2 separate regions of the Homo sapiens genome follow, and region 1 is linked to region 2. A link is a loop called in an ENCODE intact Hi-C map of the cell type or tissue named here. Cell type or tissue: PC-3. All regions are shown on one strand. Each heading gives the region's core, and the rest is flanking DNA. Links, peaks and the distances in the headings are about the cores only.

The links. A loop is a pair of places that touch in the nucleus more often than their neighbours do. Peaks named below come from ENCODE experiments on the same cell type or tissue, not always from the same donor. Only the 100,000 strongest peaks of a DNase experiment are listed, where the experiment ranks them.
Region 1: it touches region 2 in a loop (12-fold over the local background); 10 of 110 quality-filtered maps call a loop at or near these places.

The regions. Positions count from the first base shown.
Region 1 is chr7:134,718,609-134,731,005 of GRCh38, reverse strand. All of the region lies in intron 1 of LOC124901750 (a long non-coding RNA gene), which reads left to right. It also overlaps a transcript of CALD1 not described here. Among named protein-coding and RNA genes, the nearest start is that of CALD1, 55 kb to the left of the region's middle. In PC-3, for the core only: CTCF peaks have their summits at 6,002 and 6,209 (motif pointing left); no DNase peak of the experiment used is centred there.
Region 2 is chr7:134,948,256-134,960,652 of GRCh38, reverse strand. CALD1 (caldesmon 1) reads right to left here. Exons shown (of 15, transcript NM_033138.4): 9 at 10,139-10,279; 10 at 2,541-2,584; 11 at 2,363-2,444; 12 at 542-679; 13 at 25-120. Among named protein-coding and RNA genes, the nearest start is that of AGBL3, 32 kb to the left of the region's middle. In PC-3, for the core only: a CTCF peak has its summit at 6,257 (motif pointing right); no DNase peak of the experiment used is centred there.

The sequences.
Region 1 (12,397 bases), core at 2,159-10,158, 230 kb after region 2:
ATATCTAGGGTAGACGGCATGGAATGAGGGAAATAAAGGAGGTAGACCAGATGCTGGAGGTGGCAATAGATGAACAATGAGGTAGGATAGGTGGGGTGGGAGAGGCAGGTGGGAGCTAGGAGAAGGAGCTTTTCCTTTGGGCCCACATAATCTAAAGCTGGATGTCTCCCCCTCAACCCCCAGGCACATTCCAGCCTGTCTGACATATAAAATCTTAGGAATCATGAGAGCCAAAAGTCTATTTTAATCCTAAAGTTACCATCTCCATTGCTATTTTATAACTTGTGTTGTTCCTAATTATGGTATTAACCAGTCAATGTTTTATTTATTTTTTTATTCTAAAAGATGAGTCAGACCAAAAAAATTATAAATAGACTAATCCATCTTGCTAGTTTCTGTGTTTCTTCCAAAGACTGGATGGCAGAGAGAAGACATTTTTGAGATATGATCTGTTATCAAAGTGCCATAAGTCTGGGCTTTTCAAGGAGCTTGCACCACAGTGTGGTGCTTGCATTACTGCTTGTAAAACCCGTGGATAGTTCCTAATGCTCTTGTGAGGATGAAAGAATTGGGAAGTTGGGGTCCTTACATGATGGATTTGTCAGGAGCCTTTCTGTTTTCCTCCACCAGTCCCTGGTCTGGTTGGGAAAACGAAAGGGTTGTTTGGTATGATTTTGTTTCTTTCGGTTCTCTTTACTTATCCTCTAATGTTTCTGGATGTTTGATTTATATTTAGAGGCAAACGCTGTGAATGTTGTGAGAAAGAGAGGGAGGAAAGGAGGGAGGGAGGGAGGGAGGGAGGCAGGGAGGGAGCAAGCAGGGAGACAGAGAATGAATGAGGACAGGATTTGAATCCTGGTTTGGATTCAGGCCTTTTGCTGAATGGGGCAGGCTCCCAGAACTAAAGTTTCAGATTCCCTTCAGAGCTAAGACATTCCCCAGGCAGCAGCCGCCTCATGTCCTCTGCTCTCTCATCTGTGACTGTGTCTGTTTACATGGTGCTCTGGGAATCTCTGTCTTCAGGGACCGCACTCTGGGGCTCCGGGTCCACAGAGCCCACCATCCAGGAGCATAAATCCCATCCAACTCTCCATCCAGAGTCTAGATTTGACCCCAGCAGCTTTCCTTCTTTCTGAGAAAAGCAGGGGCTTTTCTCACTGTTACACATGTTGCTATCTTTGCTTTCAATAGGCAGCAAGTAATTCTCCACCTCCTTAAGCATCACTCAAAGCTCCTCTTGATATTGCCCCTGTCCTCTGCCTTTCTTCTTGGACTTCAAGGTAGCAGAAAGAATCTGCTGGTTTTATTGGTGACTTCTTCAGAAGGCAGTGTCCTGTGGCAGAGGCCATCTGTACAAGAGGGCTGTGGCCTGCCAGGCAGAAAGAAGGGAGGCCCTTGGCCAGGGGGAGACTTGCACTGTACGGCCCTTCAAATCTTCCTTGTGTGTCCCCTCACAGGCACAGTTCCCATCTAGACTTGGGCCTGCCCTCGGGGGCTGCGTGCCACACCCTTCTCCCGTTTATGGGTACTTACCTGCCCTGTGCCCTGTGCCACCACTATCCGAGGTGAGAGGCAGCAGAGGACACAGATTAAACAGGTAGACATCGGAAACCACCTTTGGGATTTTGAGTCCCAGCTCCACCATTTACTAGCTGGGTGACCATGGGTGAGTCATTTGACTTCTCTGTCCCTTACTTTCCTCATCTGTAGAAATGGAGTAATAATACTACTCTATGATAGGGCTTGTATGAAGAAGAATGTGCTAAGTTGTGCAGGAAGCACTCTGTAGTGCCAGTAAGTAGTAGTTATTACCTAAAATCTCACTCCTTGAAGGTGTTAAAAATGATGTCTTTTGGCCAGGCGTGGCAGCTCATGCCTATAATCCCAGCACTTTGGGAGGCTGAGGTGGGCAGGTCACTTGAGGCCAGGAGTTCAGGATCAGCCTGGCCAACATGGTGAAACCCAGTCTCTACTAAAAATACAAATATTAGCCAGCCATGGTGGCAGGTGCCTGTAGTCCCAGCTACTCAGGAGGCTGAGGCACCAGAATTGCTTGAACCAGGGAGGAGGAAGTTGCAGTGAGCCGAGATTGTGCCACTGAACTCCAGCCTGGGCACAGAGCAAGACTCTGGGTCAAAAAAAAAAAAAAAAAAAAAAAAAGAAAAGGTATATTTTATCAGTTGTTCCTCCTGTGATTTTTGTATTTTAATCAGAGCTTCATGGAAGGGCCAAAGGAATTAACCTCAAGGGATAGAACGATAGGGACAGGAAGAGTCTAGAGATCTTTCCATCCCAAATGCAGCTGTTGGAAACACTGGTCTTTCCAGTCAGATACTCTCTGGTCTAATGCTTCCTTTGAATTAAGAAGAATGGGGGTGACTGCTTAAGAATCATCACAGATCTGTTCAATCAGGTTTAGCCTAAAGCTGCCTCCTTACATATTTTAAGTTCGGCCTAAATGTTCCTCTGTATATCGTCAACTATAACAAGTGGAGGTGTAAACAGACTGTAGCCTACACTTGTTCAAATCACTGAGTTTCGGCCAGTTAAATGTAGCCACTGTCCAAACTATGTTCAGATAAGGCAAACGCTGAGCTGTAACCAAGCAGGTTGTTTCTGTGCCTGACTTCTGTTTTCTGTACCTCACTTTCCTTTTTCTGTCCATAAATCTTCTACCACGTGGCTGTGCTGGAGTCTCTAAGCATACTCTGGCTCAGGGGGCTGACCGATTCGTGAATCGTTCATTGTTCAATTGAACTCTTTTAAATTTAATTCAGCTGAAGTTTGTCTTTGATCAGATCAAGACTTAATCCAGGAAGCAGGTTGGTCAGGCCAAATAGGCTCAACGTCATTCTCTACATTGAGTATTATAGCACAAAGAACTCATCACCATTCTCTTTTTAGATTTTACTTTTCTCCATGCTGAATACAAAGAAAATCAGTTGGCATTTAATAGGACGTCCATAAAGTAACTAATGTTAGCAAAGAAAAATCACCAAAAATAGGAAGTTCATAACACAGACTTGGATCGTTTACTTCTTCAGGATCACTCATAAACCTCAAATATGTCTGACTAAAATCTACTCATTAGCAAAGTTAAAGAAAACTTATGGAAGACCACTCATTTGGGCCGAGCTTCTTCTGCACTAGGTCCCAACAGACCAACCCAAAATAGAATCATTCATGCTAATGCTCCTCATCACCAAACTGAGAACTAAGCTTTTCACTTGTACTATGTGAGAAGTCAGGAGAGAGATGATAGCCAAACCCCCAGACAGGCCAGTTTTCCCAAAAAACCCAATGAGATTCACAGCAACCAGCCAACCTGAGCCGGCATGTGAAGGAAGTCCGCTCTGCTTTAATCCGTGCAAGGAAAGTAACCTGATGTTAACCAGGTTTTTGCCCCATGCTGTTTCCTTGTTCCTCCTGTTCAAGCTACTTTTTAAAAATGGACTTTGCTTGTTCTTCCTGCTCAAGCTACTTTATAAAAATGGACTGTTCCCGCCATGCCTGGCAGAGCTCCTGTCTATTTTGTGGACTAGATGATGTTCAGTTTATGAACTAAGAAAAGCTGGTTTGATAGTTTGATCTTTAAAACTCCATTTGTTAAAATTTTGTTCTTTGACAGGAGTAAGAAGCAAAGACGGGTGTGGGCATGTGACTAGAGGGTCCTGAGGAGCAGAAGATGAGTTGCATGTGCTACGATCGCCTGTTTGACTTGCAAAGCACATGGCTCTCACTAACATCAGTAGAATCTGAATCCATGGAACAGATCTTTGTCAATTACTATTGTTATTAGTTTTCCTTTTTATCTGATAGTTCAGATTCTGTACCCTCTTCAGGTTTCCAGAAGATTTCTTTTCCTGTAAATCTTGATGAGAGGCAAAACTTGCTTCCCACTGTAGAAGTGGAAGGCTCATTTCCCAGTCTCCCTTGCAGTTGGGGTTCAGAATATGACTGAGCTCTTCCTGGCAGATGCACCCTTCTAGTAGTGCAAAGAAGCTGTGAGGAGGAGGAACATTTCTGGAGGTTGGCGGCAGTACTGCCAACAATGTGGACTTTCTAGTGACAACAGTGGCTGAGGAGCACCAGATGTGGAGTGATGGTGACTTCAGGGGTGAGCTGTGACGTCCAGCATTATCCTCACTAGATGGGCTCTGGAGCAAGATTTTAGCTGTGGTCCTGGCTGCTGCCAGGCCTCATTTGTCCCTGTTCAATTTCTAAGCCTGGTTTTGAAGTCTGTGAAATACACAATACCCTTTTATTAAATGCTTTTTCTGCTGAAATCAACCACATCTGTTTGAGTTGTTTGCAATTATAAAGCCCTGACTAATACAACTGGTGATACAAATTTTTTTTTTATGGTGATGGCTAGAACTGCCAGCTGTCTGCCAATGTTCTCCTTTTTGTCCTTTTGTAACATAATTCTGTATTTCAGCTGTATCCCTGGCAGCATCCGTGTCCTGATCTTTATATATATATATAATATATTGTATATTATATATCTAAAGCTATATAATATATATTATATATCTAAAGCTATATAATATATATTATATATATAAAGCTATATAATATATATTATATATATAAAGCTATATAATATAATATATAAAAAGATATATATTATATTAAGTTATATACATATAATATATAAAGATCAATTAAGATTATATATGCTAATATATTAATATATTCTTATATATTTATATATGCTTATATAGTTATATATGCTAATTGTATTATCTGAGTCTTTTCTGAATCAGTTTCAGCTGATTTTTCTTCTCCTTATGTGTTGTATTTCTCAGCTTTTTTTGCATGCCTGGTAATTTTTGGTGGGATGTTAGCCATTGTGGATTTTATCTTGTTAGGTGCTGAATAATGGTGTATTCCTATAAGTATTCTTGGGTTTTGTTATAAGATTCAGTTAAGTTACTTGGTGTATTAGTCTTCTAATGCTGCTGTAACAAATTACCCAAATTTAGTAGCTTAAAACAATAGAAATTTATTATTTCACAGTACTAGAGACCAGAAGTCTGAAAGCAAAGTGTCATCAGGGGACCCCATAGAGGTTTTAGAAGAGAATTCATTCCTGACCTCTTCTAGCTTCTGGTAGTGCCTTGGCCACGTCACTCCAATGTGCCTCTGTCTTTGTAGCACCTTCTCCTCTGCGTACATCTAATCTCCTCCTGCCTCACTCTTATGATGACACTTGTGGTGGCATCAAGGGCCCAGCCAGATAATCCAGGATGTTATTCTCATGTCAAGATCCTTAAGGTAATCACATCAGTAAAGACTCTTTTTTCAAATAAGGTGACATTTATAGGTTCCAGGGATTAAAATCCAATGTCTTTGGGCCACCATTCAGCCCATTGCCCTTGGAAATAAATTGATCCTTTCAGGTCTTGTTTTCAGCTTTGTTAGGTGGGACAAGAGCACTGAAGAGTGATATTTGTCAAGCACCAACTGTTAGAATTGGGGGTACCACAGAATCTAAGGGTGATATTAATGCTATACATGCTCAGGAAATTGAGGAATTGCAAATCCTGCCCTAAATCACCCACTTTTGAAAAGCCCTTTGAGAGAGAGATGCATACAAATTATAAAACAGACAAAGTGACACTTCGTTTTCAGGATGGTTTGGATCCCACATGGAATGTAGAATCCAGGGAGATAGGTTGAACCCATGGACACCTCCTTTTGTTCCATGGATGACAGGCCTGAGGAGAGATATCACTGTCAATTTCTGCACTAAGATCCAGAAATATTGAATTAAGGAAAGGCTTACTTTGAGGCCTTGAATAGAGCTAGTCTGGGCTGTCCACATAGGTACTCAGGCCAGGGCTGTGGCCCTGGAGAATGGTGTTTGAGGAGTGAAAGAGATTACAGTTCTTTCTGGCTGTCAGGAGCAATCCCTAGGCCACCTCATGTCATCATTCTCAGAAATTAAATAGAAAAGGGAGGCCACAAGAAGAGGGGGTTGACTGCACCCACCTCTTGGCTCCTAGACACAGGGAATTAGCTGAAGCTTTGCAGAGGAAGAGAAGGATGCAGAAGCCAGCCTCCTGGTTAGGCACAGGACCTTGTTCTCAGCACACTGATGTCCCCCTGGGTGTGAATGGCTGATACACGTTCTTAAGGCCATCCAACCTCAGAAGAGGAGGGAGAGGGCAGTAGAAAGGAGGAAGGAGTATGGAGCTCCCCCTGGAGGAGTGCTGGCTGAAGCATACTGGATTGTTCTAAATTCACTTTCCTAATCTTCCTCTGTACCTGTTTCACAAGCAATGAAACTGAGGCTTAAAGAAGCTAAGGACTTTGGGAGACAGTGTGGTATAGAAGAATCGTGGACCTTGGAGTCAAACAAACCAAGAGTTCTTTAGCCAGCTACTGACTATATGATTTAGCTAAACTATTTTCATGTGCTATTGTAAAAATAAAGTGAAATCATATTGCATATGCAACACTACCATCAAGTCTGGCATACAGTAGGTGTGCTGTAATCTTAGTTATTTTTCCTTTCTTTGTCCAAGGTCACAGAGTCAGTCCACAGCTGGAGGAGCTGAGGTTCAGACTTATATCTTTCTGAGCTACAACCCCAGGCGCTCTCCCCTCAGTGATGCCTTTCTCTCAGCTTCCCCTGAATATTAAACCTAGGTTCCCTTCTCAAAGGCCTTTCCCAGCTAAGCTGGTTAATCTTCATATCCAAGAAACAAGAAGATGGTTGCTAAACAACCCCTTTTTAGGGCTAGAGTGCCTTCCCTTCCCTAAAGTGTATTCACTCTCACCTCCGGAGAAATATAAACACGCCTTGGTGAGGGGCTGGAACTCGAAGCTGGCCAGGCTTGCCCTTTCCCAGTGATTCTTCAGGCTCACAAGGGAAACCCTTGAAGGGAATCCCTCTGGGCAGCAAAGTCCATCCCTTTTATGGACAGATTCTCCTGCTGCCGCATAGCAAACCCTGAGCAAATTTTTGGCATGCAAGAGGCCCCACATCTTTTTGTCTAAAAGGCAAATATGCTTCTCTGAATTCATAACAGCAGCTCAGTTTTAAAATATTTTTCAGATCCCATTGAACGCCTCCTCTATCCAGGCTTTTCTCAGACTCAATAAACAGTAGGATTCTAAAGCCAAGAGAATCCCCCTACTTCCAACATGATTTTGTCCAACTGGCTACCTCTAAACTAGGCTTTCTCAACCTCAGCACTATGGACATTTGGAACAGGTGCATTCTTTGCATTGTGGAACATTCAGTAGCATCCGTGGCTTCCACTCATTATGTACCAGTAGCACCATCCCAGACTGCCCCCAAAATTGTGACAGTCAGAAATATTTCCAGACATGCCACATGTTCTCTAAGAGACAAAATCACCCCCACTTGAGAACACTGCTTTAAACAGACCTGGAATGAGGTTTAAAACTGGTTTTGAGCTTGCAGTTTTCTGCAAAAAAAAAAAAAAAAAAAAAAAAAAAAGTTACCTTTTCTACTGTACTTGACAGCTTGAGTCATTAGTGAATCAAATGGGAATATTGGGGGTATTGAGTATGGCTGGATTTAAGGGTGCCAAGAGCAGTGGTATATAGCATGATATTGAGCACTACCTTATTTCTAACTCAATTAATGTCAGGACAAGAGGACCAGGGTAGGGCTCTGAGCCATACTAACCCTAAACTACCCAGAAGATAGACAGAATTTTCCTAAGGGATTAAAAATCCTAGGCCAAGATGCAGAAACTGCAGAGAAACTTCAGATTACCCTAAATGCCCTTTACATATGTGATCTCATTTAATCTGTGATATGCCTCGAGGAGGTATAACAGTTATATCTTTTTACGCAAGAACTGAAACTCAAAAAGATTGAGTAATTTATCCAAGGTCGGTCAGCTGATAACTGATAGAGATGAGCTTCATACTCAGGCTTAGCTGTGGGGGTGATAGTTAATATTAGAAACCAATCCGTGTTAGTGCTTCCCTTGGCTGGTTAGAATCCTGGTGCCTCTGGAATCACTACAACCCCAGGCAGCTGGTAGGTCTCATCCTGATAGCTCTCATTCTAGAGCAGCTGGGCTCTCTGACAAAGGCCTCTGGAAATTCAGCCCCAGAAGTTAACTGTGAGTCCCATTTTCCTAAATTCAAAGAAAAGCTGACTTGCCTTTCCACTATATATCTAATAGAAAAGGCCTCCCAGCAGGGACTGTGGGTAAATGGAAGTAAAAGGATAGCAGAAAGGAAAGGTGGAGGGGGTGGAATAAGATGTAACAAAGGAGTGAGAAATAAAACTACGGTAGAGGCCAGGCACGGTGGTTCACACCTGTAATCTCAGCACTTTGGGAGGCTGAGGTGGGCAGATCACGAGGTCAGGAGTTCGAGACCAGCCTGACCAATATGGTGAAACCCTGTGTCTACTAAAAATACAAAAATTAGCCAGGTGTGGTGGCATGCTCCTGTAATCCTAGCTACTCGGGGAGGCTGAGGCAGGAGAATCGCTTGAACCTGGGAGGCAGAGGGTGCAGTGAGCTGAGATTGTGCCACTGCACTCCAGCCTGGGCGACAGAGGAAGATTCCATCTCAGAAACAAACAAACAAACAAATAAATAAATAAATAAATAAATAAACAAAATCGAACTACTGCAGAATGCACAGCACAAAGTTGGAAAGATGAGAACACTAAAATCAAAAGATTAGAAGAAGAAGAAAAGAGAAAAGAGAATGGTGAAAGGGTAAGAGAGGAAAAAAGTGGCAAAGAGAAGAGAAACTTGGCCGGAGGAAAGGAACAATAGAAGAGAGGGAATCTGCTCCAAAGTCATCTTTGTGGCTATTGACTCCTGGTGAGCTTTAAATTTGAACACGACCTGTGAATAACCGGCAAGGTGTCTGTGCACAAATCATACAGTAAAGACTTCCACGTGTTAGGATCCAGCCATTCTAGGATATTCACTTAACTAGAATGTTTTAGCTGTGCTCTAGCTTTAAGAAAGAGAAAAACCATCAGAGGAAAAAGCTACAGTCAGGGAATGAAAAGAAAAACCCCACCATAGATCTTCAGGGTAGAGTCACACTTGCTTAGAGCCAAACGGAAACCCCATCACAAAGTATTGAGACTGCGTTCCATAAATTACACAGCACGAGCTACCCCACTACTATCAAGTCTTACCTATGTGATGAAAAATATTCTTCAAGTACTGACTCCAAATCTGATAGGATATTGTGGTTACCATATGTTGATCATTTACCAGTATTCCTACAGCAATAATGTTGCAAGGAATACCATCATCTCCATTGATGGAGATGGAGACACTACCGCCAAGAAGGGTGGAATAACTGGCCTGAGGTCACACAGCTAGTCACTGGGATTGGCTGTAGACCCCCTCGGTCTTTCCCCTAAACCACATCCACCCTTCACCCCCCCACCTCCCCTAAACACACACAGCCATGGGGTTGTATTTTTTGCTATAGTAGAACAGTAAACCCAGTAAACTGTTCTACTATAGCAGTAGAAACCAGCAGTAGAACAGTAGAAACTGTTCTACTATAGTAGAAACCCAGGAATTCTAAGTTTTTTAATCCACAAAGGCTGAAACAAAATCATGCCTTGTGCTCAATTCATAGAATTGCAGAATTCCAAGGCTGGCAGGACTCCAGGGTCATGAAGTACCCCATCCTTTTTTTTTTTTTTTTTGCAGATGACTTAAACCAGGCTCAGTGAGTTGAAAGGCCCAAAGTCACTGCAGTTAATCAGAAAATTAAATTAACTGAAAATCGCCGTTCTTGAAAATATCCTATTCCCAGGCATTTTCTTGCACCCCTAAGGGGAACATTCTTCTCTTCCAGAGGGCTGCTCCACTGCTCTTGCCACAACTGTGGGGGACACAGGGAGGCCACAGAGCCTCCTGTTCCAGCGGCCTATAGCGAATATCAGGAACAGCCCCAGGCTGTTGGGCTACAGGTAGGGAGAAGATTCAGAGGGTCTGTTAGGCAGACCACAGCTTTGCTAAGAAGTTACATGGCAAACACCAAATCACCAGTTCTCAACTCTTTGTTTGATGCTATTACTTTTATAATCTATGGTTCCCTTTAAATCTAGTGTAATATGACAAGCTTATAATTCAAAACACATTTGTACAAAATGTAAAATACACACTGTACAAGCCCATGAATATAAGACACAATGTTCCCTTCAGGCCTCCTACTGAAAGCAGACAACACTTCTTCAAATCATCTGACATTTCTTGTCTGCTAGCTTGAAGACCCTTCATTCCCCACTCTCTGTTGTTTTCCTATTGACCAACTGCTACATTTCATGTGGGTCCTCTTGCTCATGTATGAGTGCATGTTAAGCGTTTGTTTTCCTTTAGGACAGACATTCCCTGCTGTGTTTTTCCTGGATTTGGACTATTTTTACTATTTACTTTATGTTGCCATGGAGATGGGGAGATCACAGATGTTAAGCGTTGGAATCTGGGGCCACAGGAGACATTTATCATTGTACTTTGTATGAAGTAGGCTCTTGTTCCCCATTTCTGCAAAGCCTCATGTTTATTTTATAAAGAAGTTACTAATGAGGACTCAGGCCTAATAAATAATGGGAAACTCTGCTTCACCTCCATGGCACATGCTTATTACAACAGCGATCTTATTAGGAAGGAAGGTAGAGCTCCTGAACACACAGAGATTAGCAGCCGTCAGTTTTTTCCTCTGCAGGAAATAGAAGGATGCATCAGAACAAGGGGCCCATTCATCATTCTTTCCCAGCTCCTTGAAGAAGAGAAACTTTCCCAAATTATTTCAACTATGCTCTGCAAGGAAAAAAAAAAAAAAAAAAAAGAGGAGGGCTAACCAGAGTGCCACTGTCGTCACTAACAAATGTTTGCTGATTACTGGTGAACAAAGGGTGAGTCTGACTTCAGCAAAATACAGTGGGTGAAGTTTACAAAGGCTACATTCTAAAAAATACTAAACATAGGTGCTGAAAGCATACACGCTAACCAAAGCGGGGGTTAAGAAACCCAGCTTTTATTCTTTTGAAGGATCTGTGTAGCTCAAAGTACAACTGAGTTGAAACAGAGATACAAACAAGAAAACAAACACTCACTGCGGGCATCTTTGGCGATTGATGTGAACATTTCGGGGGCATCTTTGGTGATTGATGTGAACATTTCGGGATTTGAACATTTTGGCTTTTGAACAGGTAACTCTCAAAATTCATTCCCTTAAGACTCAACCAAGGTAACTTTTGGCTTCTGTCACCTTGTCCAAACCAGATTGGGGTCCTTAAAAGCTCTTTTTTGCACACACACAAGGCCGTTGACGTCCAAGCAAAACAAAATGGACAAACACATATCGGACAATGGCCATTGATGGGCCCAGCTACACTCTTCCTGTGCTTGGAGAAATCTCTCCTATCCCCCCTCGCAAACTACCGGTTTCTTTCCCTGGACGCTGTTCTCTGCCTGCTCTTTCTAGGAGACAATGATGACTGCCCCATTTCCCTGGACTCTAGCCCTTTGCCTGATTGGTACTTTATTTAGATTGGCTGTTTGGCTCTTCCTAGGCTTCACCCTGGGTGCTCTGCTACTTTTTACAGGTCTACACCAAGTTCCTCTGGCGAGCCTCATAACCCTGTTCTGCTCCCAACTCTTGTTGTAGGGACCCCAGCCCTCTATTTGCCCTGTAAAGTTATTTGGACATATTTTTTTATCCCTTTTTGTCTCTCCTCTTTCTATTTTTTTCTTCCTTATTTATTCTTCACTTCTCCCTTTCCTTCTTCTCTGAAGCTTAAATTTTCTCTTTAAACAATCATTTTTCCGTTCCCAGTGACCTTCATAATTTGGTCTGAAAGTTAATATTTCTGTAGCTAAAATGTTTTAAGAGGCAATAGTGGCAGAAAGAACATTGGACTAGCTTCAGACCTTAGTTCTAACATTTGTGAGCTGTAGGATATTGGGGAAAATAATGTCCTTATACCTCAGTTTCTTCATTTGCAAAATGGAGATAATACTCTATAGTGTACACAGTAGTCATGAGGCTAGCATGGGTGAGAACCACTGATAGGTTCCCAGTAAAAGGTAATTATTTCATTCAACTTGACTCAAAAATTTATTTGGCAAGTGTTATTCATCTAGGTATGACATCTAAGCAATAGTGACAATATTTTGGGGAAATAAAAACTCCAGAAACAGTTGTCAAGAACTGCTAAGGGTCTTAGATTTTACCCTTCTTGAAAACTAGCAACCAGTATAAGACATGAGACTTCTGGGTCAGAGACAAAGAATTTTATTATTCACAACAACAGCAGTAGCCAACGTCTTCTGATTGCAACAGAAATTTGTACAGTAATTTACTCTAATTTTAAAACAGCTGAGGCCAGGTTTTATGCATTTTTAATGCATAACAAGCCTTT
Region 2 (12,397 bases), core at 1,815-9,814:
TCAGAAAAACCTAAAGGTACTTACAGAAGGTTTGGGAGCAGGTGACTTGTTTCCATCTGGGGTTTTAGTTAGCCATTCATTGATGCGGCTAGAAACCCCTACCTTCAAGCCAGCAGTTTCCTACAAAGGGGCAATCATCCAAAATATTAAAGAATGAAGTAAACTTTACCTGGGAAGGAATTTTCAAAGCAAATTCAAAATATCATTAAGTATGATTTCACATAACCATAAACCTTAACACTTGATATTTACAGAATATGTTATCTGGTTTTCTTTCCCTGGTAACTCACCCCACTCCAACTCCAAGGGTGGACATTTCAGCCCAGGCACTTTATTTGGAGTAAGATGGCCCGGGCTTAGTACCTCATGCAACCTCACAAACACATTCTCTCTGAGCTTGCTTTTGTGGTCATTGCAAAACAAAGTACAAATTGCACCTTCTTCACTGCTTTTATTATTTACTAGTGTGATTCCTAAATCAAAATCGACATGCAAAAAAATATGCCCCTCTACACTTAAGAGACAAAAATCAGATGCTCACCTTATTTGGTGTGCCTGCTGCAGTGGGGGATGAAAACACATTCCCTTTCTCCCACATACTCTTGATGTTGCGTACACCTTCAGCAGGAACAGGAAGATCCGAGGCTGCCGGCTTTGTAGGTTTTGCGCTTTTTGTTCCCTGAAATTTGTGAGTTATTTTTAGGATTGGTGCTGGGAAGTTTGTTCTCATAAAATTATAGTGAGTTTGTCTTCCTCAACATTATCATCTTAAAAATTCATTGTGTAAACACCTCCACCAAAAATGAGAGTGATAATTTCTGTTGTAAAACTGTATGCTGATGACATATGTCCCTCAAAATAAACCATCACAGCTAGATCAGAGGATCTTTCAAAAATGAAATATGCTTTTTGTTGGGACACCATTTGTTGTGAAATTGATATTCTACTTCGTTTCTTCAACAGATACTTTTTTGTTTTTTTTTGAGACAGGGTCTTGCTCTGTCACCCAGGCTGGAGTGCAGTGGCACAATCAAGGCTCACTACAGCCACGACCTCCAGGGCTCAAGTGATCCTCCCACTTCAGCTTCCCGAGTAGCTGGAACCATAGGCCTCTCTCTATTTTGTAGAGAAAAAAATGAAAAAATTAGCCAGGCATAGTCCCTATGTTGCCCAGGCTGGTTTCAAATTCCTGGGCTCAAGGGATCCTCCTGCCTCGGCCTCCTGAAGTGCTGTGACGACAGGCATGAGTCACCACACTTGGCCTCAACAATACTTCTTAAATGCCTACTGTATGAAGGGCACTTTGCTAGGCTCTGGGGATACAGTCGTGCTCAAAACAAGACGGTTGGGAGGCTGAGGCAGGAGAATCGCTTGAACCTGGAATGCAGAGGTTGCAGTGAGCCGAGATTGCACCATTGCACTCTAGCTTGGGCAACAAGAGCGAAACTCCATCTCAAAAATAAAAATAAAAATAAAAAACAAAAAAACAAACAAAAAACAAGACAGTCAGCTGCAGTGGGCTTATATTTTAATAGAAAGGAAAGATAGTAACTAGTTATACAAGTATTTATTTCACATTGTGCTAAGTGCTATGAAAAATAATGATGTGCCATAAAGCATGGCACACAATTGGGGGGCAGTACTTAGTTTGGGGGTGCAAAGAAGGCTACTCTGAGGAAGTGACATTTAAACCCAGATTTGACAGAATACTTGAAAGAAGACTTAAATATATATATAGTTAAATATATATATATATATATATATATATATATATATATATTTAAATACCAGTAAACCCATTCGTTACAAAAAAACCTTTTCATTAAACAATATTCACGCTGAAAGTAGAAAATAATTTATTTAAAACTCTCCTAAAATTTATCTTTATTATTGTATTTCTTAGAACTTAGAATTTCAAAGTGTAATAAAGCATCATTAATATTCTGACACTATTGGGGGCCAGGTGTGGTGGCTCACATTCGGCTTTGGGAGGCCAAGGCGGGTGGATCACTTGAGGTCAGGAATTCGAGACCTGCCTGGCCAACAGGGTGAAACTCCGTCTCTACTAAAAATACAAAAATTAGCCAAGTGTGGTGGTGGGCCCCTGTAATCCCAGCTACTCGGGAGGTTGAGGCAGAATTGCTTGACCCCAGGAGGCAGACGTTGCAGTGAGCTGAGATTGCCATTGCACTCCAGCCTGGGCAACAGAGTGAGACTCCGTCTCAAAAAAAAAAAAAAAAAAAAATTCTAACACTCCTGGGGCTATTGGACTTGATTATTGTCCTAAGTGTTTTTATGCTCTTCTATGTAGTCAGAATCTATTTCTGTTCAGCAGGACCATAACGCTGAGGACAATTCTCACCTCAATTGCACTGGTATACTGCTCCAGTCTGCTGTCAATCTTGGAGACTATTGCTGCTTGATGGGTCGATTTGACACCACTGCTAAAAAAGTAAACACATACATATAAAAATATGAGAGAGAATCTTCTCATACATATGCTAGCTGATTAGCTCAATTGAACCATCAAGCATATTTACCTTTTCTGCACAGACTTATTCAAAAATTCTGCTCGCTCTTCTATCTAGGAATTACAAAAGAAAATAAACCCAATTAATATTTCAAGCTTATAAACAGTGTTTCTCAGCCCAGGCCAATATCATCCCTGAACCTGTTAAACACACCGAAGAGCATATAAGGGTATTTGAGTTACTGTGCGTAGCTCTGCTAGAAAGCAAAACTACATATAAGGTATTTGATAGTGAGATTTGGGGGAATGAAGGTAGGATTGATACAGGATAGAGAAAACGTGTAAAAAAAAAAAAATCAAGTTTTCAAGGCAAAATAAAGACCAGACAGAAATGGAATAAAAATGCCTCTAAAACAATATAAATCAGTGGCAAAATAATTAAAGTTTAAGACTAACATAATTGGCTGAGCGCTGAGGCTCACACCTATAATCCTAGCACTTTGAGAGGCCGAGGCAGGCAAATCACTTGAGGTCAGGAGTTCAAGACCAGCCTGGCCAACATGGTGAAACCCTATCTCTACTAAAAAATACAAAAAGTAGCTGGGTGTGGTGACACGCGCCTGTAGCCCCAGCTACTTGGAAGGCTGAGGTGGGAGAATTGCTTGAACCTGGGAGGGAGAGATTGCAGTGAGCCAAGATTGTGCCACTGCACTCCAGCCTGGGTGACAGAGTGAGCATCTGTCTCAAAACAAACAAACAAAATGCAACAACAACAAACAAATAATTTTTTCAAAAACACACACTGTTACCCTTTAGGATGTATTTACTAGAGACATACCATGCTATTCGAGTAACAAAATTTTCCCATAATGTTTTAACTATGTATTTGGTATGTAACAGGATTGAATAACTAGGAAATGTGAACTAGTCCCTTATTGCTTAACCTGATTTCCTAACTTGACAAGGGTCAATGATCAAGCCTATTGCTGAACTTAATTAGCCTTGGAACGTAAAAGGCGGGATACAGGTAGAATGAGGATGGGGCACAGCTCATCTGTAATGGCTGAGGCTTCCCATGAAGCCCCTCTTAGCCCAAGTGTGAAATGAGGAAATGAGCCCAGAGAAACAGGGTTGGACATAGAAAAAATCAGCAGTTAGTAGTCTTTGATGAGTTCTTTTTTTTTTAAAGCTAGGAACTTTTTTGCTACAACTGAAGCTGCTAAATCAAACATTATATTTTACTGAAACTGTAACACTTAAATTTAGATGTTAGCAATAAGCAAATATTTGTTGAATCCATGCCACACCCAACTCCAGGCTAGAAATATCCTCTACCACCCATCACCTATCAATACCATGAGCAAATACCTTCTTTGCTTATGACTGCATGTGCCAAAGCACATGCACGCTGAAAAGTTCCATTTTCTTCCCTGTTCAGGACAGTCAAGAAATCTACTGGATTTTAGTTGCCCTAGGCTAGTATGTTTGAGTGGCCCCTTGTCTCAGTGAGTCTTGGTTAATGTGAGAAATTACCATAGACTGGGTGCCTTAAAACAACAAACATTTCTCACAGTTCCGGAGACTGGGAAGTCTAAGATTAGGTTGCCAGCATGGTTGGGGTCTGGTGAGACCTCTCTTCATGGTTTGCAGATGGCCACCTTCCTGCTGTGTCCTCATATAGTGCAGAATAGAGAGGGAGCAAATAAGGTTCTGTGTCTCTTCTTACAAGGGCACTAATCCCATTAAGGGGGCCTCCACCCTCATGACCTAATTGTCTTCCAAAGATCCCACCTCCTAATACCATCATATTGCAGATTAGGATTTCAACATATGAATTTTGAGGGGATACACACAATTCTCCAAGATGTGAGGGGTTCTTTCTGACCCAGACTGGTCTGGGATTCATGAGCAATTAATAAATACCACAGAGTTTTTTTTTTTTGAAAACATGCTTCCTCTCTAATATCAGTTGAATAACAGTTTTATAGATACTAGTAAGAGCATTTCATTCTTTCTGATGATTTCCTACAAAGACAAAAGCAAACTCTTACTTAAAAAACTATGCAAAAAAGTACTATAAGTAGTGCTGACTTTATGGGATATATAAAACATCTGTAAAGTAACTCTTATTTTTCTGATTTTAATTATAAACTTAGAAGTATATTTCTGTAGAAAAAATTCCCAGGTGAGTAAGGTGAAACAGTTTAGAACTATGCAATGCACTGGCACTTTTAATAAATATTACCCATCCGTCCGTCCGTCCATCCATCCATCCATCTATCCATCCATCTATCCTATTTTTATCCCTGCCAGCCTGTCAGCCAAACAATTAGCCAATAAATAATATACTCAGTACCTTCTATATAAAATTGAATACTAATAAATAAAATAGTGCTATTGATCGAACTGTGTCCCCCTAAAATGCATGTGTTGAGGCCCTAACCCCCAATGTGATTGTACTTGGAAATGGGGCCTCTAAGGAAGTAATTAAGGTTAAATGAGATCAGAGCGGTGGAACCCTGATCCTACAGGATTGTTATCCCTACAGGAAGACACACTAGAGAGCTCACTTGCTCTCTTTCCTCCATGTGAAGACACAGTAAGAAGGCAGCCATCTGCAAGCCATGAAGAGGGCTCTCACCAGAAACTGAATCTGCTTGCACCTTGATTTTGGACTTCCAGCCTCCAGGACTGTGAGAAATACATTTCTATTGTTTAATCCATCCAGTCTATGGTATTTTGTTATGGCAACCTAAGCAAGCTAAGATAGACAAGGTCTTTTTCTTTTTCTTTTTTGAGACAGAGTCTCACTCTGTTGCCAGGATGGAGTGCAGTGGTGGAATCTCGGCTCACTGCAATCTCCACCTCCCGGGTTCAAGTGATTCTTCTGCCTCAGCGTCGAGTAGCTGGGACTACAGATGCGCGCCACCATGCCCAGCTAATTTTTGTATTTTCAGTAGAGATGGGATTTCACCATGTTGGCCAGGATGGCCTCGATCTCTTGACCTCATGATTCGCCCACCTTGGACTCCCAAAGTGCTGGGATTACAGGTGTGAACCACTGTGCCTGACTGACAAGGTCTTATTCTTTAAGGAACACAGAATTTAGTAGGGAAGACTAGTAAAGTATATAAAATAAAATATTTAAAAATTAACAGTAGGTACAATATTAAAGAAAAAAATGCTGTGTGTATAAGAAGTAACTATCTGGGGGAGGTGGAGAAGGCTTTTCAGTAGTGTTGATATTTGAGCTGAGATTAGTAGTTTCTGGTTTACATGGTTTCAGAAATGAGTTTATGAAAGTGAGGAAGGAAGTGCATGGCTTAGCCAGGAAAGGGCATTTCTGGCAAAGCAAGCACATGTACAAAGATTTGGAGAGCCACAAGGCACGCAGCGTGGTGAGACTGGGGATAAAGAAAAATTCAGTGTGGTGGGAGGATAGAGGCACTGCAGAAGGGGATAGCGGAGGTGAGAACTGTTCTTTGTCCCACCTGCAGCATCTTTATGACTCAGGGATCATCTTTCTAACCTTGGCCATGGCATTTATTCAAATCACCGAGATTCTCAGATTCCTACTCCTCCTTTTGCTTCTATCATAGCTAACATAGCCTGACTTCATCATTGCATTTCGCACATTTTGTCAGGATGCACTGTCCGTTTACTGATGCACTCCTGCTAGAAAATATCCTAACTTAGTGGCTCTAAACAATTTGTACTGAATTTGTATATTAAATGTTCTGTTTAAGGAATTTAACAAGGGAAATTGGTTCTTCTGAAGACCAAGAGGTGGCAGTATTGTCTCGATAAAACTTGGAATAAAAGCACACCATTCGTTTTAGAAAATTGGTGCTCTCGTTACTCCACACCCTGCCCCAACCAATAAAGGCAATAGAAATTAAAAAATCTTTGAATTTAATTTACTTAAAATCTATTCTTTATTGCATATGAAAATCAGTCACTGCTAACATAATTTAATGATGAAAAACTAGGTACAGACTTTCCCAAACAAGGAATAGAAATCATGAGATATTTTTTAAAAATACAGTAGTTGGTAGTATTTTGATGTCAAATAGCAAATATTTTTCCTCCCATTGGTATTCTACAATGCTAACTTGTGACCACTTATAAAAGTTGCAGGGCCAAGGGTATCAATAGCTATCCCAATTACATTGTAGAATATGAAATTGAGCTTGAAAATCAGAGTCACAGCAAGTTCTTCAAGGCACATACATGGAGGGAAGCATAGACTGTCTGCCCCTGAATATGTGTCTCTCTTACATAGAAATTTAAAATAACCTAGACCTTTTTTATACATCTACTTTAATCAATTGCAGACAAATGCCTCTCCATCAGAGGGAGTAGATAAATGGCTTCCTGGGGGTACTAGATGAAATGGGAAGCCAGCATCTGGCTGAGGGAAAGACCAGAGAAATAGGTACGTTGAGAAATTTGGTAGAGAAGAAATAATTAGAGGAGGGTAGGGTAGGTTGTAGTTTCTCCTGAAAAAAAAAAACAAAAAAAAAAAACCACAGTAGAATTTGGAAGTCTAGATGACTACTATTTTCTTCATGTTACCAAGACTGTTCAAGGAAGGCTTGGGTGGGATTTTAAAGAAGGTAGAAAGAGAGAACATGGTTTTCTTTTTCTTTTCTTTTTTTTTTTTTGAGACGGAGTTTTGCTTTTGTTGCTGCCTCCCAGGTTCAAGCAGTTCTTCTGCCTCAGCCTCTCAAGTAGCTGGGATTACAGGCATGCGCCACTGCGCCCAGCTAACCTCTGCCTCCCAGGTTCAAGTGATTCTCCTGTCTCAGGCTCCTGAGTAGGGATTACAGGCACCTGCCACTTTGCCTGGCTAATTTTTGTATTTTTAGTAGAGACGAGGTTTCACCATGTTGGCCAGGTTGGTTTCAAACTCCTGACCTCAGGTGATACACCTGCCTCAGCCTCCCAACGTGCTGGCATTACAGGTGTGAGCCACCGCACCTGGCCTTGAGAATGGTTTTCACACTGTTAAACGGTTAAAAAAAAATCAAAAGAAGAATAATATTTCATGACATTAGAAAAGCACAATAAAATTACATAAAATTCAAATTTCAGAGTTTATAAATAAAGCTTGCCTACTCCACAAGGCCTTTCTCTACTCATTTTGCTCTGCTCACTTTTGTAATTCTTGAATTGTTTCTTTGAGGCAGTCATTAGAGCCATCAGGGCAGCCACCTTGCTTTGTTCTTTCCCTCATAGGACATAGCATGCATTAAGTATTTCATAAATAATCAGATATTAAATGTATAATCCCTCTGTGGCTTAGTTTAAATTTTCCCTGAAGCAGACCTTGAGACAAGGGTTCAAGTACAAATAATTTATTTGGGAGGTATCAGAAATATGACTGGGACCTAGACCATCATAAAGACTAAGTGAGCCGGGCATGGTGGCTCATGCGTGTAATCCCAGCACTTTGGGAGACCAAGGTGGGCGGATCATGAGGTGAGGAGTTCGAGACCAGCCTGGCCAATATGGTGAAACCCTGTCTCTACTAAAAATACAAAAATTAGCTGGGCATGGTGGCGTGCACCTGTAGTCCCAGCTACTCGAGAGGCTGAGGCAGAAGAATCGCTTGAACCTGGGAGGCGGAAGTTGCAGTGAGCCAAGATGGTGCCACTGCACTCCAGCCTGGGCAACACAGCGAGACTCTATCTCAAAAAAAAAAAAAAAGACTAAGGGAAGTTATTTGGGGATTAAAAAATTCTGATTTTCATGTGGAACAAGTAATAACTGTAAAATGTAAGCAGTTTTTGGTCATTTTGGTGTGCCACTTGATATAACCGTACACATATGTACATAATTAACCATCCAGACCTCGCTATGATTCTTTTTTTCTTTTTTTTGGGATAGGGTCTCATTCTGTCACACAGGCTGGAGTGCAGTGGCACGATCTCGGCTCACTGTAACCTCTGCCTCCCAAGTTCAAGTGGTTCTCCTGCCTCAGCCTCCCAAATACCTGGGATTACAGGTGTGCGCCATCACACCTGGCTAATTTTTGTATTTTTAGTAGGGATGGGGTTTCACCAGATTGGCCAGGAAGGTCTAGAACTCCTGACCTCAGGTGATCCATCCACCTCGGCCTCCCAAAATGCTGGGATCACAGGTGTGAGCCACTGTGCCCGGCCAGACCTGGGTATAATTCTCTCATGGCTTTGTCCATTGTTGATGCTTTATAACCTAGCTAGGTTGATGGAAAATGAAATGTTAAAAGTCCCAATCTCTGAAGATTCATTCCTTTATTCATCATTTAACAAATTTTTATTAAGTATCTTCAATATGATGTAAGGCACTGTGCTAGATGCTCAATGATGTTAATTCTCAAAGAAACTGCCACTGGCAATAATGGTGGACTGATTATAAATCAAGGATGCTACTTTCTTGAGTCCACTGTGTTTTCCCTACATCTCAACTATTCTATCATCTCCCTGACTCAGCTGATTCCTGCTCCTTTTCTGTTCTCTTGGCAGCACTCTGTTTTACATCAAATAGGAGCTGTGCTCCATGAAGGCTGTCATAGGACCAAAGCCATCCTGGAAAAGGACCCTTTCCAAGTCACATTTCACCTCCTCCCATAATAATTGCTTTAAAATTTGCACCTGTACCATTTCCAGCTGGCTTTTAATCATGACAAAGAAAAAATGAACAGCTAGCATGAAAAGCAGCTTAAACTTTTAAAATATACTTTCCTATTTTATAAATTTTAGATGTCTCTATTCTCAGTTGCTCAAAGGAATGAGGCACATGGAGAATGTGGATCAGTAAAATTGAGAGATAATCACCGAATGTCATTTTAATGTATGCCAAAGCATCTAATAAACAACAGATAAAAATTTCACTACTGTCCCTCCTTTCCATATGTTGTAAACAAAGAGAAGCTGTGAAACAGCTGAAAGGAGGTGCTATGGTCCAACATTTATATGTTGAAACTGAGTCCTTGATGTGTTGGTATTAAGAGGTGAGACCTTTGGGTGGTAACTAGGTGATGAGGGTGAGGCCCTTGTGAATGGGACTAGTGCCCTTATAAAAGAGGCCTAAGGAAGCCTGTTTTCTCCCTTTCTCCTTCCACCATGTAAGGACACAGGGAGAAGGTGCCACCTATGAGGAATAGGCCCTCACTAGACACCACATCTGCTGGCACCTTGATCTTTGACTTTCCAGCCTCCAAAACTGTGAGTGATAAATTTTGAGATGGAATCTTGCTCTGTTGCCCAGGCTAGAGTGCAGTGGCATTATCTTAGCTCACTGCAACCTCTGCCTCCTGGGTTCAAGTGATTCTCCTGCCTAAGCCTCCCAAGTAGCTGAGATTATTACAGGTGTGTGCCACCACGTCCGGCTAGTTTTTGAATTTTTGGTAGAGATGGGGTTTCACCACGGTGGCCAGGCTGGTCTCGAACTCCTGACCTCAGGTGATCTGCCCACATCTGCCTCCCAAAGTGCTGGGATTACAGGCATGAGCCACCGTGCCTGGCCCCAGTCTAAAGTATTTTGTTATAGCAGCCTGAACAGATTAACTTGGAAGGATAGCAAAAAGATAAATGAACAAAGGCCCTGTATAATCAATAACTAAACAAGGGGCTAAAATCCAGTCTCTATCATATTCTAATAGAAGTTTTCTGGGGAAAAAAATACCTTGAGAGATGAACCTTTAGGAGTGAAACACTTGAATGGTTTCTTGTCATCTGACAAGCCATCTTCTGGCATCTTCTGGCGTTTCTCAGCAGCTTCTGCTCTTCGCCTTTCAATCTCTTCCTTTAGCCTCCTCTTCTCTTCCTAAGAGAGAAAGAACAAATAACGAGGCATCAGTACCAGCTTCACAGCCAAAGGGAAGAGTGCTGTAGGAGAGAGAGCACAGTTGGAGAGGCAGCAGACTCAGGCCGCAGGCTGGACACTCCCCTTCTAGGTGGTCACCAGAGGTTTAGCCTGAGAGCTGGAGTCGAGCTGCCTGCATTTGCATTCTGGTGCTGCTACTTTCCAACTGCCTGACCTTGGCCATGTTATTTATCTGCTCTGTGGCTCAGTTTCTTCATCTGTAAAACAGGGATAACAATAGTACTCATTTTTTAGGGCTTTCGTGAGGGCTCAGTGAGATAGCACATGTAAAATGCTTACACCAAACTTGTCCAACCCATGGCCCAGGGGCCACATCATGCCCAGGATGGCTTTGAATGTAGCCTAACACAAATTCGTAAACTTTCTTAAAACATTATGAGACCTTTTTGTGATTTTTTTTTTTTTTGGCTCATCAGCGATCATTAGTGTTAGTGTATTTTATGTGTGGCCCAAGGCAATTCTTCTTCCAATGTGACCCAGGGAAGCCAAAAGATTGGACACCCCTGGCTTAGACTAACACTCATTATGATGATTTCCCATAGGATGATACATAATCACCACCATCCTGTGGGTCATTAACAATGACCTCACACTTCTGTATATGTAAAAGGGATATGAATATTCCTTCTACCTACATCCTAGGAGAGTTGTGAAGACAAATGAATAACTTATGTGAAAAGCTATCTAAATCTGTGGTACTATATTTGCCAGATGGTACAAGAGGTGATTTTATGGTTGCTCCCCGCTTCAAGTGAATATATAATTTTAGATGGTTTGACAAACCTGAAATGCTCTAGACGTTGAACCATGGTAGTGCAATTGCAAATGTTTACAGACTGTCTCATTAACCCCTCTGTGTCTTCATTCCTAGTCTAGAATACTCTGTCTTCTCTATCAGGGCTCTGATCAAGTTGCACAACTTGATTTTCTGAGAGATTTAATGCAGTCTTTGGTAGTTCTTAAGCTGTGAGATCATTATCACTGCATGTTCTCAAGCAGAGACTAGATGTTCATCTGTCAGAGGATGTCACAGAAGGATCCTGTGTTTGGTAGTTTAGCCCAAATAATCTCCTAGGTCCAATCCAGTTCTAAGACTTCGTGATTTCTCTTCAGCCTTTCCTGATACTCTCCTCCTCTGAATAATAATCATAATAACAATGATGGCAATAATGATACCTACTAATTTTTGAGTGCCTAGAATGTGCCAGGCACTGGGAGCACAATGATCTATTAAATTATTGGAAGAATCCTGCAAAGTAGATATTATTTCACAGATAAGGAAAAGAAGACACAGAGTAGTCCAGTTTTCCCAAGGCCCCAGCTTGTTAGTGACAGAGTTAGGATAGAAGACTGGGTGTGTTCCGAGATTGCACCACTGCATTCCTGCACTCCAGCCTGGGTGACAGAGCAAGACTATGTCTAAAAAAACAATAAAAAAAAAAAAGCCTGGGGTGTGTTTAACCCCCAAACTCTATCATCCTGATTACTTCCCATACTTCCCAACCAAAGGTCATTGGCTCATTGAAAGTTGGAGTTAAAAGAGACCTCAAAATAATGTATCCAAATTTTCCATACAGTTCAGGAAAATTTTGCATAGGATCCTTGTCAAAATGCCATTGAAAGTCTTTTTTTTTCTTCATATTTTGAATGATGGGAGATCGCTATCTCAAAAGCTCTGGGCTCTGAGTTGGAAAAGCGGGGTCTCCTTACTGATTCTACCATTTATTAGTCAAGAATCTTCAAATAAGTCACTCAAACTATTTGATTCCTGGTTTCTTTGCCCATAAAATGAGAACGATGTACCTCAGGATGAAATGAAAGAATGCACTTTGTAAACTGTAGTACTGTAAGTTGTAGTTGGTTAAACATTATTTCATATGCTGAGCCAAAATGTTCCTCCTTGTAACTCTATCTGCTGTTTTTAGCTCTGTCTTAAAAGATGAAACAAATCCATCTGTTTATAATGATGGGGCTCTTCCTGCATGTCAGGCACGGTATGGGGTCCTGGGTATACAGTAATGAACAACGCAGATACTGTCCCTGCCTCTTTATATTCTA